Regions from separate parts of the Mus musculus genome. Here region 2 is linked to region 1. Evidence: chromatin loops called from intact Hi-C (ENCODE). Cell type or tissue: gastrocnemius. All regions are shown on one strand. Each heading gives the region's core, and the rest is flanking DNA. Links, peaks and the distances in the headings are about the cores only. Region 1 overlaps Mepe (matrix extracellular phosphoglycoprotein with ASARM motif (bone)). Region 2 has its middle 21 kb from the start of Dmp1.

Region 1 (8,332 bases), core at 89-8,088:
AATGATGACGTATCAAGGCACTTGTGACATTCACAGACTATTTTAATGTGTCGCCTGTCCAAATATTACCTATTATACAAATTCTTATGAAAGTTTTTATTGAAAAAAGCATTAGAACTTTGAGTAGAAATTCTTATAACCACCATTAAAATAGCACAATGTCCTGGAGGGGACCAGGTCTGTTGGCTTGCTCAGTTCCTGCTGTGCCCTCTCTTCCTCCAGGACTAGAGCAGGGGACTGGTTCAATCCCAGGGACTAGTCACCATGACTCTCACTAGAACTCCCACTGGATGACGACTCGCTGCTGTCTCTTTGGCGGGTGCTAGCGCGCCTGTGGGAATTGGGTCTTCTCGAAGGCCAGGAGCCTCTCCGCTGTGACATCCCTTTATTCGGTGTAAGATTATTTTGTCCATGGAACACATAATGGTTTTCTTCACTTTTAACCTCATTACTAAGACTGTGAGAGGGCAGAGCAGGGCCCTGGCTTTTGCCTTTACCTGGAAATCTTTGGCTTGCAGTCAAGGTTAATTGGTTCCCTTTGGACTCTTCTGCATCTTTGCTAGAGCTACCTTTGCTGCTCTTGGGGATTTCGTTGTAACCAGCTCTCCCTGCATGCTCCACGCCCCCCTTTACCTTTTCTCTCGAGGCCACTTGTGGATAGTGAAATTCTACTTTCCCTTGATGAGCATTTTGGCTGCCGGCATTAATTCTGTTTCCTTCTTTTCCGGGGAGTTCCCTGAAATTGGTGCTGCCTGTGATTTCATTGCTGCCCCCCACAAGGCTCCCACCTGCAGAGCCTGCCCCCTGTGCAGCTTTGTCTCTGGTTGCATAGGCACTGCCACCATGTCCTTCTCTCCCCGGGATCTCATTAGAGCCTAGTCCACTCATATGTGGGTCAATAACTTCAGCTTTGCTGGAGCCTGAGAGGGGGCGACTAGTTGAGCTTTCAGGACCAGACCCAGCACCTCCTTTGCCAGGAATGTGCATAAAATGTTGCCCATCTCCACTGAAAGGGGGGACATCATTATCTCCCCTCACTAGAAGATCTGGGGAGCCACTGCCTTCAAGGTCACTGGGAGTCTTCTTGATCTGTGGGAGATGTGTCAGGTAGTGAGTGCTCCGTCGGGTCTGGCGGGTGTGTTTGGTGTGTTTGCTTTTGACCGGGCTGCTCTGGGTTAGCAGATAACTCTCTTGATTCTTTATGTCTTTTAAGGAGACTTTAGCATCATTGACATCTGCTGGAATTACGCTTAGAACACTCTGAGGTCTCTTCTCCTGGTTTCCTTCCCTCCGTAGTTCGGCCCCAGTCACTAGACTCTTTACAGGCTGCGTGATATTTCTGAGGAGGGCAGCACCATACCTGTCCTGGCCAGGCGGGTGAAGGAGAGCACCTTGCCCATCCTCTGTGCCTTCATCCACCGTGGGATCAGGATACACAGATGCTGCCAAGTCCTTGTGAATGCTGTCTTGATTGCCGCAGCTGCTCCTGTCTTCATTCGGCATCTGTGGATTTACAGAAAGATTTGGAGTTTTACTACTTGGTTATATTCATTGGTTTCAAACTAGACAAGTCTTTCTCTCTCTTTTGTTTTCTGGGTAATGATTTCTTTCAGAGTTGACTCATGATCAAAATGGTGAAAGGCAATACTTACTTTCCTTTTAGATAAAGTAAAAAAAAAGAGCGTAAAGTGATTATTTTATGTTAAGTTTAAAAAACCCTATAATTCATAAGAAGTATTAAAACCTATTATATATATAAATTATATTTAATGTATAAAATATATTTAATGTAAAGTCTACAACTCAATAGGGATGGAAGGAGCTATGCAGCTTTCATGGAAGAGTAAGACTGAGGTAGATTTGATGGGAAGGTAAGAGTCAAATACTCAGAAGCAAAACAATGTGAATCTTTTAAGACTAAGTGGTAGGACCAATGTATTTTTGACACGCTTCAACAGGCGCGCTTCCCTTGAGCTTGTTAACATCTTGGTTATGATAACTAAAAATAAGAATAGATGAAAGCGTCTATACGGAGCAAAAGAGGATTCAGCTGGAAGCTTACACCTTTGGGAGGTGAGGAAGATCACAAAGACGCTGATCAGGAGTGTGGGGGCCATGGTGAACTGCATCAGATGAGATAACCGACAAAATATTTAATACGTCTGGGCACCGTGTGTGTCAGATGCACATGTGAGCTGCCCTGTGAGTGCACAAAAACAAACCCTGATCCTCTGGGAGAGAAGTAAGTGTCTTGGCTATTGAATCATCTCTCCAGCCCCCAAATGGTCCCAATCTCTCACTCCAGTGCAGGCTGAAGTAACTGTGCTATAGGAGGGCTCAGGTATCTCAGCAGCTGCCATCCCTCTTTGGACTGGATGAGCTGGGGAGACATGTGACCCAGGGAAGCACGTGACCCGGGAAGCACGTGACCCGGGGATGCTACTTTGCTTCTTTGGGCATCAAATTTTTCATTATAAAATAAGAAAATAAACACATTTTGGGATTTAAAAAAGATATACTCATGTTAAGAGATACAATGCAGGTAAGGTATCTAGCACAGATCTCTCACTAACCAAGTTCTATATAAATGATAGCAGCTACCGTTTGTGCAAGGCTGTGTGGTGCCTGCCTTTGGTGGAATGCTAGCTTGCTTCCCCAGATAGTGATAAGAGACTCATTTCCTCATAGGACTCACAGCTGTCCTTCCAGTCTCTAGAAGTTATTGAATTGTGTGTAGTGGCAGGGAATTGTGGACTCGTTCTTGACTGTGTTCTGCAACCTGTGGCCTCTGATCGAATGTGACCTAAAATGGGGTTTTGATGTCCCCCAGTCTCTAATTAAGAATACTGTGTGTGTGTGTCTCGCATGTGTGCATGCGTGCCTGCGTTGCAGCGTGGGGAGTACCTGAGTGTGTCATACCCGTGTATCAGTGTTAGAGAATAACTTGTGAGTGTCTGAACTCCCCTTCCACCATGTCAGCTCTGGTGGCAGAGCTCAGGTTGACTGGGGTGGCAGCCATTTCTGAGCCATCTTACTGGGCATCCTCTGCCTTAAAATGCACCCAATTAAGTGTTGGGAGCTTTAAGACTGTTGCCTCTGCAGACGCTTGAACTGCAGGTAAGGGTAATTTGAGGAAGTCCCTTTTAGTCTGGGAGAACTTGTTAGTATGAAGTCTCCAAAATCTCCCAAAATTCTCCATTTGTTTTCATTGTAAAATACAATTATTAATGAATTTCACATGGGAAGGATGATACCACTACACACGATCTTTTATAGCCCCAAGCCTATTCTGAAAATAGGATTTTGTTATGAGAAGAAAAAAAAAAAAAGGATCTGGACTGATTTACTTTTGACCAGAAAATATTCTAAATACTTGACTTAGTTTAAGTCATCAAGCTTCAGAAAGCTTGCGTTGGGCATGTATGTCTATTTACTTACTTCTGTTAAGCCATTTTGAGCTGAACAGGTAGGTTAGAAAAACCAATATATCAAATTTAAACTTAAGCATTTTCATTTTTTTCTCCCTACTCTCAGAGGAATTTTTTGTTAAGAACGGTGGCGTGCCTACTAATGACTAGCGTGCATTTAGCTAGGGGAGTAAATACAACTGTTCTGTAATATATATAATAAAGAGCATGAGGCTATGTTTTAATTTTGCCACAGGACCGTTAACCATTTGTCTGAGAAAATATTTTAAAGTACAAAAGGCGTCCTGTCCTGCCTGTGCGCAGGAATCTCCAGTCCGTCCTCGGCTGCGTGACCGGCTGCGAGTCAGCTGACTGGTCTGTCTTCTCCGTCCTGCCTTAGCTCAGGGCTTCCTTTCATTGGACAGCAGCCTCTCCCACTCACTCTGTGCTCTGGAACCTTACTGCTCCCCACAACCTAGCTCACAGTTTCCGTTGTGTACCGGAACTGTGTCTGAACACCAGACCGGAACTCATTGGGAACTGATTTCTTTCTACTCTCAGCCCCTAAGGTGCGACTGGAGGTTTGGGGGCCCTCACATGACACCTTCCACATCCCGTCTTCTGTTCCCTGTGATCATTTTCTGTCTCTCAGATCTTAGAGAGAAGGAATTGCATTCCTCCTTTGCTTCAGCTTGCCCTGCCTCTTACTCAGCAGGAGCACCAAAAACACATGCCACGGCGGAACCAAAATTAGCTAACTTTCACATAGACAGAATGATGCCGCCTTACAGGTGGCCATACAAAGGATTTCTGGCAAGCCAGCTTTAGGAAAGTAATAGCCCTTTACTCTTTAGCTCTCTTTAGCTCTTTGGGCATCGAGTCTGCAAGAAGCCACTGAGTGAAAGAATTATCGCCATCCCAGTGACAAGAGCCTCGTTCTTCCTCTTCAGTGTGACTGGACACGGATGAGGTGATCCATGGAATGGGTGTAAGAGACACGTGTTACTCTTTACAACCAGACAGCCTGTCATAGTAACTGCGTTCCCCCCCCCCCGACTCCCCGGGAGTCTACACTGTTCTAGCATATGGTCTAGAATATGCTCAGAAACCCCCTCATGAAGTACAGTGCCGTTAATGCACAGCAAAATGACAATTACAGGCTCTCACGGCCCATCACGGCCACGGTTGCAGAAGTAGGCCCTAAACCAGGACATGGTTTGGGCCAAAGCAATGGATAGGGACAAGGAAGATTCTGGAACACAGACTTGCACAGCACAGTGACTTTAGGACCTGGGGAGTGTGGGGGAAGGGAACAAAGGCAACATCCACACTGGAAACCAGAGCTCACTGTCTCCTTCCATCTCCACTGACTAGTTCACATGTCAGGAATCTTCTCATGGTCACTCACCTTCACTTATGCTCGGTGTAGACATATTTTTATGGATTTTTATCATTTTATAAATGATATGTCAACTATTCCATTATATTGAGGTGGTTTTGTCTCTTACGAAAATTTCTTGATATCTTCTTAATACTATGCGATAGTTTTTAACTTGAGAGAAGTCAAGTTCTCCCTTGGGGAATAGGCAGTACTACCTGTAACCACAAGAGGGCGTGTGTCAGCCATCCTAGAAGGCAGCCACCTATAGGGCTCTCTTGTACTAGTCTTAAAATTTGTTTTCCCTGCATGCTGCTGTCAATTGTTTGTCTTCCACAACGTGTCAGTCTTCCTGCCATATCTCATATATCCTGCCAACTCAGTGGCGTTGCAACACGAGTGGATATTTCCAGAGCAGAAGGGAGCGGGCATTAGAGGAAAGGTAGGTTTTACTTTGCCCATGGCTAAGGTCCAGCTAGTTGGCAAATGGCCACCACACATGACCCTTCTGGCTTTGAAGTTTGTCACTTGGACCTTTGTGATTTTTAGCTGACATTCCGATGTGGTTTGGTGACATGCAAATCTGACAGCGTTTGCTTAACTTTCTGGATACATGCAGAAAACTACTTCCATGTGAACCTGATTCCCCATTAAAGCTGTTGACACAGCCCCTTCCTCTCTTTGTTGTCACACGCTGCACATAGGTGGGGAACAGTGTTTGCTCATTACAGTGTCCCAGAATTCTTATTCCTCTGAAACTTGTGTAGAAAACCATGGTTTCATTTAAAGAATGAAATCACACTGGAAAAAAAAAAGCGATCAATGCTTGGAAATTTTCAATCATCTGTTGTAGGGATTATACTGAACTAGAATGTGACATAATTCTGCTGGATACTGTGCACGTCTGGCCTAAGCACCCAACAACATTTTGGTAGTTAGCTTTTTTCACTTGCTGTTCTTTTTTTCTCTACAGAGCTAAAATTGTTATTTGAGAGGAATAACTCTGTTTATCCTCTGTTCCTCCACACACCCTTGCTTAGTTTTCACAGTCTGTGGTTGAAATGTCTGCAAGGAAACAAGAGACTCAGTTTCACCAAATAGAAGTTCTTTCATTCATTTCTTCAAACAACAAATGTTTTACTTCTATGTCTTTCACTGGATTATATTAACCTGGGGGGGAAAAATCATTCTGACTGAAAGAAAGATTGGGTCCACTTTTTCTTAAATATTTATCTATTAGGGGAAAAAAGTTCTTCCCCACTAGATGGCAAAGCTATCTCTAAAAGAGAACTTCCAGCATAAAGACGCGACCCTGTGATGTGATGGGGAGAGGAGAGGCAGGCACAGTGTTCCAGTTTAGGATAGTAGTCATCCGTTGTAACCCATAGGAAAGACATATTCATTGGCAAACCTGAGGTGTTAAAGTGAAGTTGGCCAGAGCTTGGGCAGTGGTGTGCTGTGCTGTGTGTGCTGTGTGTGCTGTGCTGTGCTGTGTGTGCTGTGCTGTGTGTGCTGTGCTGTATGTGCTGTGGTGTGCTGTGCTGTGTGTGCTGTCCTGTGCTGTGTGTGCTATGCTGTGCTGTGCTGTGCTGTGCTGTGATGGTGCTGTGCTGTGCTGTGCTGTGCTGTGCTGTGTGTGCTGTGCTGTGCTGTGCTGTGCTGTGCTGTGCTGGGTTGTGCTGGGTTGTGCTGGGTTGTGCTGTGCTGTGCTGTGTGTGCTGTGCTGTGTTTGCTGTGTGTGCTGGGCTGTGCTGGGCTGTGACGGTGCTGTGCTGTGCTGTGGTGTGCTGTGCTGTGCTGTGGTGTGCTGTGCTGTGCTGTGCTGTGTGTGCTGTGCTGTGCTGTGGTGTGCTGTGCTGTGCTGTGTGTGCTGTGCTGTGTGTGCTGTGCTGTGCTGTGCAGTGCTGTGCTGTGCTGTGCTGTGCTGGGTTGTGCTGTGCTGTGTGTGCTGTGCTGTGCTGTGCTGTGCTGTGCTGTGTGTGCTATGCTGTGCTGTGCTGTGCTGTGCTGTGATGGTGCTGTGCTGTGCTGTGCTGTGTGTGCTGTGCTGTGCTGTGCTGTGCTGTGTGTGCTGTGCTGTGCTGTGCTGTGCTGTGCTGTGCTGTGCTGGGTTGTGCTGGGTTGTGCTGGGTTGTGCTGTGCTGTGCTGTGTGTGCTGTGCTGTGTGTGCTGTGTGTGCTGGGCTGTGCTGGGCTGTGACGGTGCTGTGCTGTGCTGTGGTGTGCTGTGCTGTGCTGTGCTTTGTGTGCTGTGTGTGCTGTGCTGTGCTGTGCTGTGCTGTGCTGTGCTGTGCTGGGTTGTGCTGTGCTGTGCTGTGCTGTGCTGTGCTGTGCTGTGCTGTGCTGTGCTGTGCTGGGTTGTGCTGTGCTGGGTTGTGCTGTGCTGGGTTGTGCTGTGCTGTGCTGTGCTGTGCTGTGACGGTGCTGTGCTGTGCTGTGGTGTGCTGTACTGTGCTGTGCTGTGCTGTGTGTGCTGTGCTGTGCTGTGCTGTGCTGTGGTGTGCTGTGCTGTGCTGTGTGTGCTGTGCTGTGTGTGCTGTGCTGTGCTGTGCAGTGCTGTGCTGTGCTGTGCTGTGCTGTGCTGGGTTGTGCTGTGCTGGGTTGTGCTGTGCTGTGCTGTGCTGTGCTGGGTTGTGCTGTGCTGTGCTGTGCTGTGACGGTGCTGTGCTGTGCTGTGGTGTGCTGTGCTGTGCTGTGTGTGCTGTGCTGTGCTGTGCTGTGCTGTGTTGTGGTGTGCTGTGCTGTGCTGTGCTGTGTGTGCTGTGCTGTGCTGTGCAGTGCTGTGCTGTGCTGTGCTGGGTTGTGCTGTGCTGTGCTGTGCTGTGACGGTGCTGTGGTGTGCTGTGGTGTGCTGTGCTGTGTGTGCTGTGCTGTGCTGTGCTGTGCTGTGGTGTGCTGTGCTGTGCTGTGCTGTGTGTGCTGTGCTGTGCTGTGCTGTGCAGTGCTGTGCTGTGCTGTGCAGTGCTGTGCTGTGCTGTGCTGTGCTGTGCTGTGCTGTGCTGTGCTGTGTGTGCTGTGCTGTGCTGTGCTGTGCTGTGCTGTGCTGTGTGTGCTGTGCTGTGCTGGGCTGTGCAGTGCTGTGTGTGCTGTGATGGTGCTGTGCTGTGCTGTGGTGTGCTGTGCTGTGCTGTGCTGGTGCTGAGGATACACAAGCTGTAGCCTGTGTGTAAAGGCACACCTGTGGTGCCTCCTCACAGGGCAAATCATTTTAGCCAGGGTTCAGGCAGTCTCTTTGATCAGAGTGAAAGTGTCAGTCGGTGACTTGTCTGCTGAGGCCTATAGAAGCCAGACACAGGAATAGTCATAGGTAGCTACTGCAGGCCTTGTGAGATGTCAAACAAAATGTCACACAAAATAGAGAATCTAAGAACCCTGGGGGCAAGTTTTCTCTGTACAAAATGGTGTGACAACTTTTCAAATATCAGTGTTTTCGTTTTCTTATTTGCTTTGAAAAGTTGTTGCTTATCTCGATGTGGCGAAAGGAACAAAGGAGTGGGGTGTGCTGGTGTCATGGGTGTGCTAGAGTAGATTAGTCACAGGAGGAGTGG
Region 2 (8,332 bases), core at 184-8,183, 110 kb after region 1:
TCTGTAGATAATCTTCACATCTGTAAATTATCAACCATTTATGATATATCCTATATCAGACAAGAATCTAGGCAGGAATTTTAGAAAGTATTTTAAGAAGCAGCCAATGTAGTAATTACAGTGAATGCTTACATGTAAAGGTTTAAAATCAGTGGCTTACATGGCTCTTGATTATTCTCCAGAACATGACAATAAGACACTTTTGCTAAGGACACAACACACTTGAGTCTTGGGACGTGGAGCAATCAAGCAGGTGCTGTCACCTGGAAGTGTCATAGCTACTGTCATTGTTCATAGTGACAGAAGAAAGGGAAAGGGTAGCCTTGCCCAGCTAAGAACCCTGGAAGCCATCAGGGACTAGCCTGCCAAGACATGCCCACTGGTATGACAGTGGTGTGAATGTCACGGAAGTAACCAACCACTTCCTGGCTGGATCTAAGGACCACTGTACAGTTAAAACCCATCCCAGTCACCATTACTAGGGCCAAGAACCTGGTGCTAGGCAGGTCATGGGGCCTAGAGAATACACTGCTGTTACTCTGCAAATTGACACAGTATTAAACCGACTTCTGCTGACTTATCCTTCTACCCAAGCTTTGAGCTTCTCCTCACCAGAGAAGCTTCTTCAGCAAATGACTGTTAATACGGACACACAACTGGCCGAATTCTCTGCACTTTTTTTTTCAGAGAATAAGAGACTGTGGGATAAAAATTAAATTAATTAGTGGCTTGTACTCTGCATTGAAAAAGAAAGCAGAAGCAAATTAAACTGAGGTGAAGATTAAAATAATAGATATTGGTGATCAACTTAGAAAAACAAAGAAAAATGGAACACAGGAAAAATAGATGGAAACAACAGTTAGTCTTGTTCATCTACTTGACAGGTCTCATGTTAGACTGGTAAAGGAAAAATATCTACAAATTACAAAGATGAGTCTAGAAAACCCACATTAAAAACATAAAATACTTAGGAGTAAACTTAAACAAAAATATGAAGATGTTTTATCTAAAAACTGTGAAGACACTACTCAGAGATATTAAACAAGGAATTTAAAATTATGGGTTCATAGTTTGAAAGAGGCAGGTGTCACATGGATGTGAGCTTCTGGAGTCAAACCTTCCCGAATTTCTAGGCAACACCACCCTGATGAGATGTGCAGCTGATAATAAAGTACATGCAGAAGTACAAACTATCTAGACTTGTCACAGGAGAGTCAGTGATCTCTCTTCACTTCCTTTTAAGACTGAGGACAGCAAAAACATTGTGACAATGTTAAAAAGACATATATACACTATATACTAAATGTATCGTATATGTAACCTCCTCTAACTCAATAATATGAACAGCACAATGAAGTTAGGAGGAAACAAAAAAAAAACCTCAACAGAAAACTGGCAAACAAAACATAGGCAAGACAGCAATCTGTAAAGAAAGCAAAACTGTTGGTAGAGCCAAGCAGAAAATCTCCAAAACTTGTCAGTGTTAGTTTTTATGTGTTATAGTGTTAACTATTATGATCCAGTTCTGATTTGCTTTCATCCTTTGAGCATGACATAACACATTACGTGTGACACACAATGGGAATATGACATCTAAAATTAAGATAATGAAGTAGCAAGGTAGCAGCTGAGGGAAGCAGCTGATCTCACCAAGCAAGCACACTCTGGGTCACTCTCCTTAATCACAATGCCCCACTTTTTTTCTCGTGTCTATAGTTACTTTTATCCCGTGAAATATTTTATTAATGCTTGGAGTGTTTATAATAACTTATTACCTTTCCATTTAAGAAGTTATTCTGTTTATTTCCTTTCTATAGCTCTACATTCTGCCCGGTGCCTACACTAAGCTGTGATACACAGAGACCTCTGAAGTAGGAACTTCCTTTGTTCTGTGGGTTGCTGTGCAACCTTCTATCTCAGCCTCTTCTGCTGTGTGTGACAGGCACTACTAAAGGATAGGTGTCAGGAACCAACAAGCTAATAACTAGCAGGTGATCTTCCTGAGATGAGTCTGCCTTGTATTAATAAATAATCCATGACAGATTTGCTCCAATAGACAAGGCTCAAGAGAAAATCATTTTTGGAAAGACTCTTGCTATTAATATGCTTTTCCTGTTATTATTTAACATGGATGACAATCACTAGGTATTAGCCCACCCTTTTAAGCAGGTCTCTGCAGATTTACGAAGATGTACTGTCCTGTAGTGATGTCATATAGACAAAAAGATGACTTCTTAATTCTTAGTAATGATCTTATAAGAATTCCTAAAGTTATGTCAGTATTTACTAAGTTCTTCTATAGTGGGACTGTTATTAGGACATTTTCTGATAGTCAAAACTTCAGTGAGAACTCTGCCAGTCTCCATGTGTCACCAGTTGACTGCTTCTAGATAGTGACCAGACTTTTTCCTACTCAGAGCACCTTCCAAGAGGTTGTAAAACCATTAACCAAAGGCCATAAACAGGGAACTGATGATTTATTATAGGTGCTAGGGCAGAAGATAAAATATTGACTGGGTTTATCTATATAAAACTTCACTAATAACTTAGTTATGGTTTTTAACTCTCCATGAACCTGTGGAGCTGTGACAGGTGATGTACACTTACCCAGATGTTGTAAACTTCTTATTTGATTTCTGATTTGATTTATGTGTAAACTTCTGATGCGCTTTTTACAATATGACCATGTATTCTGAAAGACAAAGAGATCACCATTCTGTGTTTTCCCTTTTCTTAGAGAGCTTTCATAGGACATTTTTACAGTTGAGAAATAAACAATAAATTCACTTTCCAATGTGTCCCTCTTTCTTCCTGAGACTTCAGCCAGCAGGCTGAATGTTAGAGCCACACAGTTCCTTCAGAGATAAGGCTACATTACTTAATCCCCTGCTGATAGGCTACAGGTGCTAATCACCTAAGCCAGAAGGTTTTAACCCTCAGAATGAACAAGAAAGTCCGTAGGACTTCTTAGAAGTTATCATCAGCATTCAGTATAGTTAGAGAGCTAGAACATCCGGAGACCATCAGTCTTTAAAGCCATGCCAGAGTCCTATTCTATGTCTCGTTTCAACCCACTCCAGGTCAGGAGGCTCCAGGCAGATAGGTCCCTAGTGACCTGGCAGATAGGTCCCTAGCAATCTTCCTCAGCACAGCCATCTATCAAACAGGAAAAGAATCTGCATTGTTTAAATCCCCACCCTGATGTGCTTGGAAGGAACATGTGCTTCTGTCCTTCTGTGTCTTTATGATCAACCACTCATGGAATCTCCCAAGAAAGAGGGACAAGCTCACAGGAAGTGGGAGAGACCATGGAAAAGATGCAGAGTTAGGTCACTGGAGGAATGACGGGGAAAGGCTAGATGCCAAAAGATAAATGTTTGAAAAACAAAACCAGGAAAGTGCTCTGATCCACCACTCCCACAAACAAAAGGATATCCCACAACCAGCTCAGAGAAAACCAACAGACCCTTCCCACGCCAAAGGAACAATCTGAGCTCCAGAAAGAATTCATTTAAGCTGGCCACAGAAGTCCCGGGGATCCCAGTGCTCACTTGAATGGCTTCTGTGGTAAAAGTGGGACCCTAAGGGAGATCTAGAACTATTGGGATAATTCACAGCTTTTATCTCAAAGGAAATAAGAAGATTTTGTTTTGTTTTATTTTTTATTTTTTTCCTGTGCCAAATTCAATTGATCTTGGCCTGTGAACAAGGGTTTAGGTTGTTCTGAATAACGTTCTCTAATGTTATAGTGTCCTGTTATAATGTCCCGTTTTAATGACATGAATAACATTCTCTAATGTGGGAATGATTTCATGAACTTACTATACTTACAGAACAAAGGGGATCATCAAGGCATTTACTAAATGAATTTGGTCAGGACATAGGCAGGTGTTGTTTAGCAAAGCAGGGGATACTGCTGTAGGTTTCAGAAGGTCTCTGCTGACATTCTTAGCTTTGGGGTTGGTGGGAGCTAGCAGTCTGCTAAGAATGCATCCAGAGTATGGAATCTTTGTTCGGATTATTTTGTAAAATTATAGCCGTCCAAACGCTTAAGAGCAGGCAGCTGTGAAGCGTCTCACATGGTAGTGGAGAACTTCTGTCAGATATAAAAGACTGTTCAAGGTTGAGACCCAGAGTGTCCCCTCAGTGTCATGGGATTCACCACCAGGATGCTCGCAGAGTGACAGCAGTCTGACTGGAGCTGCGTGTGTTGTGAGAACTTCTGAGAAACATGGCTCTTTGCTATAAAGGATCCAAGGCAGCTTGCAAAGCCACACAGACTAGGGGAAGCCAAACGGATGAGCAAATCTGAGTTAAGGGGAAATAAGGGCAAGAAAATAAAGTTATGCCAAGGGGGCAGCTAGGGTATCAATACACCCGAGGCGTAGCACATCCAAGTTACTATTCACTCACAGCTGGCCACAGGCATGTGTTAAACCCAGTGTTAGGTGAGCAAAGAGAGAAACACTATCTGTAATTCAGAGGGTATGTGAGTTTAGAATAAATCGGTTGCTTGTGAGACACAGCCCTTCCTGGTAATGAGAGCTCCAAACAACTTGTTATGGACCAACATAAAAGAGACTGGAAGAAGCTGTGTCCTCCACAACATTGTCCATAGTAGACAGTGGTGACTACCATGTCATAGAACTATCCCCAGATATACACAGTAAAAATCACCGTTCTGTGGGGCCTTGTGGTCCAGAGCACTTGTTGCTCTTGCAGAGGTCTGGGATTTGGCTTCCAGCACCCATATATCAGCTGAAAAGTATTCTTAACTCCAGTGTCGGCAGTCTGGCAGTCTCTCCTCACCTCTGAGGGCACTAAGTACTCATGTGGTACACATTTAGAGAGCAAAGGAGACGAGATGTCGCTCCTGAGGTTAGACTAGAAACTCTTGTTCCACCCTGCTCATCCTTTCTTGGTAGCCCGTGCAGAAGCCACCTGTGAGGAAGCTGAAGGTGGCCTGGAGCCGACTATAGTGTCAACTACTGTGTTGGGGTAGCCGAAGAAGTATCCTAACCCCACTGACTCAGCCAAGGGCAATAAGAAGAGCTTTGAACAAAGAGAGTGGACATGTAGGGGAAGCAAGCTTTGCTCGGATTCCCACTGGGGGCAGAGGGGAGATTGGTGCTTATTGAAGGATTCAGCCATGAGTCCCCATTGCCCCAGATCAGACAAGGCCCCTCTTTAAAGACATTTATTTATTTGTTTGTTTGTTTGCTTGTTTGTTTTTAGATTACAAAATAGCAAATTATACTTCAGAATTGGGTCTGAGGTAGTTCAGTATCTTTCCAATGGAATAGAACATGGAGTTAAGATTTTTTTTTAAACCCCTAGATGAAGAGCTACAAATCATTAAAACCTTCCAGAGAGGGTGAGAATTAGTCTTCCCCAAAGATGAGCACCCTAACTGCTTATCCAACTCCAAGTAGTGTGCCCTAAAATACTGTATGTGCAAGCAATAGCAAAGAAAACATTCCAGCTTGGTGTCTTTGTTCTGCTGCATCAAAAGATCCAATTACGTAAGGCAACTTACTATGTTTTCAATTAGAGGTTGTAAAAACTAAATTTAAATCTTCTCAAAATATGTTATGATCTACCACAAAAATCTAGGTAGACATTTTAGGCCAGCTTAAAATTATCAACATCACCAAGTCACAAAATTTTCTGCCCATATTCCCAAGTGTAAGCTTTCCTTGTTTTGGTTTGTGGTATCTGCAAGGTGTGACATATTTAGTCTTTCATCTTTTATCTAATCATTTCCATTCCCACAATTATGTCTTCCAAATATATCTTATCTATGTGTCCTTTTATTTATTTCTTCCATGTCTCCTTGCCATCTAATCACTAGGACACAATTCAAGAATCATGGCACTGTCTTAGTCAGTGTTTCTATTCCTGCACAAATATGACCAAGAAGCAAGTTGGGGAGGAAAGGGTTTATTCAGCTTACACTTCCACACTGCTATTCATCACCAAAGGAAGTCTAGACTGGAACTCAAGCAGGTCAAGAAGCAGGAGCTGATGCAGAGGCCATGGAGGGAGGTTACTTACTGGTTTGCTTCCCCTGGCTTGCTTAGCTTACTTTCTTATAGAACCCAGGTCTTCCAGCCCAGGGGTGGCACCAACCACAAGAGGCTCTGCCCCTTTGATCACTAATTGAGAAGATGCCTTACAGCTGAATCTCATGGAGGTATTTCCTCAAGAGAGGCTCCTTTCTCTGTGATAACTCCAGCTGTGTCAAGTTGACACACAATACCAACCAGTAAAGGTACCATATCCCCACAGAAGCCTATCACTATGGAACCATGACACCACATGCCATGGCACCATATGGCAATGGCACCATATCTCCATCAAAACACATCACCATGACAGCATACACCATGGTACCACATCTCCAATCACATTATCATTGTCACGCCATGACACCAGTCATCATGACACCATCTCACCATGACACCATGTCACATGACAGCAGATCACCATGATAGCATAACACCATGTTGCTATGACACCATGACAACATGTCACCATGACAGCATGTCACCATGTTACCATGACACCATGTTACCATGTCACCGTACACCTTAACACTGACACACCATGGAACCTTGACACCACACCAGCTTGATACTGTGTCACCATTACACCAATCACCTTATCACTGCCACACCAAGTCACCATGTCACAATGGAATCACACGCTATGGCTTCTGTCTAGGTCCTGATGTGGATTAGACACGTTCTTGGATCTATGCACCCCAACTCACATCTGGAAACTGCCTTTTTCTAAGTGTGTGCTCAATAGACCCATTTTAAGTTACTGGATCTTGTCCCACTGATAACATTGGGTCGGTCCGAGTTAGGCAAGGCAAAATCTTTCCCTAGACCTGACGAAAACCGAAATCATCTGTGTTGGTGGATATGTTGTGTCTGGATGTTGGTAGCCATGCTTCTCTCCATACATGTCAACAAAAGTAGGAAATGCCTGTGGCTGAGGAAGAGGAGAGAAGCATACAAAAGGTAGAGGACAGACCCAGAGCAGGAGGCAGAGCTCCGGGAGCAGGAGGTGGAGCTCTGGGAGCAGGAGGCGGAGCTCTGGGAGCAGGAGGCGGAGCTCTGGGAGCAGGAAGCAGAGCTCCAGTGATGTCTCCCTCCTTGGGCTTCTTGTATTTCATTCTAGTTTCCTTATGATAAGTTACTTTTTAAAATTTTTTTATTTTTTGGTTTTTCGAGACAGGGTTTCTCTGTGTAGCCCTGGCTGTCCTGGAACTCACTCTGTAGACCAGGCTGGCCTCGAACTCAGAAACCTGCCTGCCTCTGCCTCCCAAGTGCTGGGATTAAAGGCGTGCGCCACCACGCCCCGCGATAATTTACTTTTTAAATTCTTTCCATCGCTTAAAGAGTCCTAACTAACACACCATGGCAACCTCCTAATCGTGCTTCTTGCTTCCTGTCTCTATGTTGTGTGCCTCTGTGAGGAAAGCAAAACTTTATCTCTATACTTGGGTTTTTCAGCCAGACCTGAGAACCTAGCAGGGGAGTGAAGATCCGGAGGTATGGAGTTGAACACAAACACTGAATTGCACAGAGTAGAAAGTCGAGGGGACAGAACAAGGCAAGGGGGCTCGAGGAGGGCAGCTATCCAGGTAGAGAAGTAACAATGAAAATGAGGTTAATGTCAAAGGCATTTCCTCCTGCTTCCCTCGATAAGCACTACCCTTTCCTTTTGGCAAGGGCATCTTTTACATATGAACTTTTTCTTCTGCTCTCAAGAGACAGGTGAGAGCAGAGTGAGCATTATCCCCACACAGTTGATGCAGCGGCGTCATCTGAACGGCAAATTTAGGGCTGGTGTATCCTAAGCCCTCATCTACTCACAGGCAGGTAAAACGACTCAGAGGATGAAAACACCAGACTTTAGTTTAAACAGTGGGAGCTTTTTCGATAATAAAGTGGACACTTGCAAAGGAGAGTTGATGCGGGGTGTTCGTTTATTTAACTTTTTTTTTTTAATTATTGATTTTTGCTACGTACAGTAGAGGAGGCAGAAGGACTGAGAGGCAGAGGCGATGGAAATGGTGTCTTCCTCACATATCAGCCTGACACACATATGAACTCACAGAGATTGTGACAGCATGCACGGGAATATATAAAGTTATTGGTGACAGATAAAGGACCAGGACCTTCCAATATAAGAACCTCCTGTGCTCTGGATCCCGTGATCCTCAGGGATGGGGGTGAAGGGGTCCGGATGTTCAGAGGCTACAACAGCAGGCAATGCTGCCATCTTCTGGAGATTGTAGAAATTACACCATTGGGTCATTTTC

The links. A loop is a pair of places that touch in the nucleus more often than their neighbours do. Peaks named below come from ENCODE experiments on the same cell type or tissue, not always from the same donor. Only the 100,000 strongest peaks of a DNase experiment are listed, where the experiment ranks them.
Region 2: a loop joins it to region 1, with 7 times the contacts of the local background. A loop is called at or near these places in 27 of 42 quality-filtered maps.

What each region holds. Positions count from the first base shown.
Region 1 is chr5:104,330,245-104,338,576 of GRCm38, reverse strand. It overlaps Mepe (matrix extracellular phosphoglycoprotein with ASARM motif (bone)), which reads right to left. Exons shown (of 3, transcript NM_053172.2): 3 at 1-1,503. The coding sequence ends at 256. Among named protein-coding and RNA genes, the nearest start is that of Mepe, 9.1 kb to the right of the region's middle. In gastrocnemius, for the core only: a CTCF peak has its summit at 5,013 (motif pointing right); DNase peaks (open chromatin) are centred at 5,038 and 5,237.
Region 2 is chr5:104,219,035-104,227,366 of GRCm38, reverse strand. No RefSeq gene overlaps it. Among named protein-coding and RNA genes, the nearest start is that of Dmp1, 21 kb to the right of the region's middle. In gastrocnemius, for the core only: no CTCF peak of the experiment used is centred there; no DNase peak of the experiment used is centred there.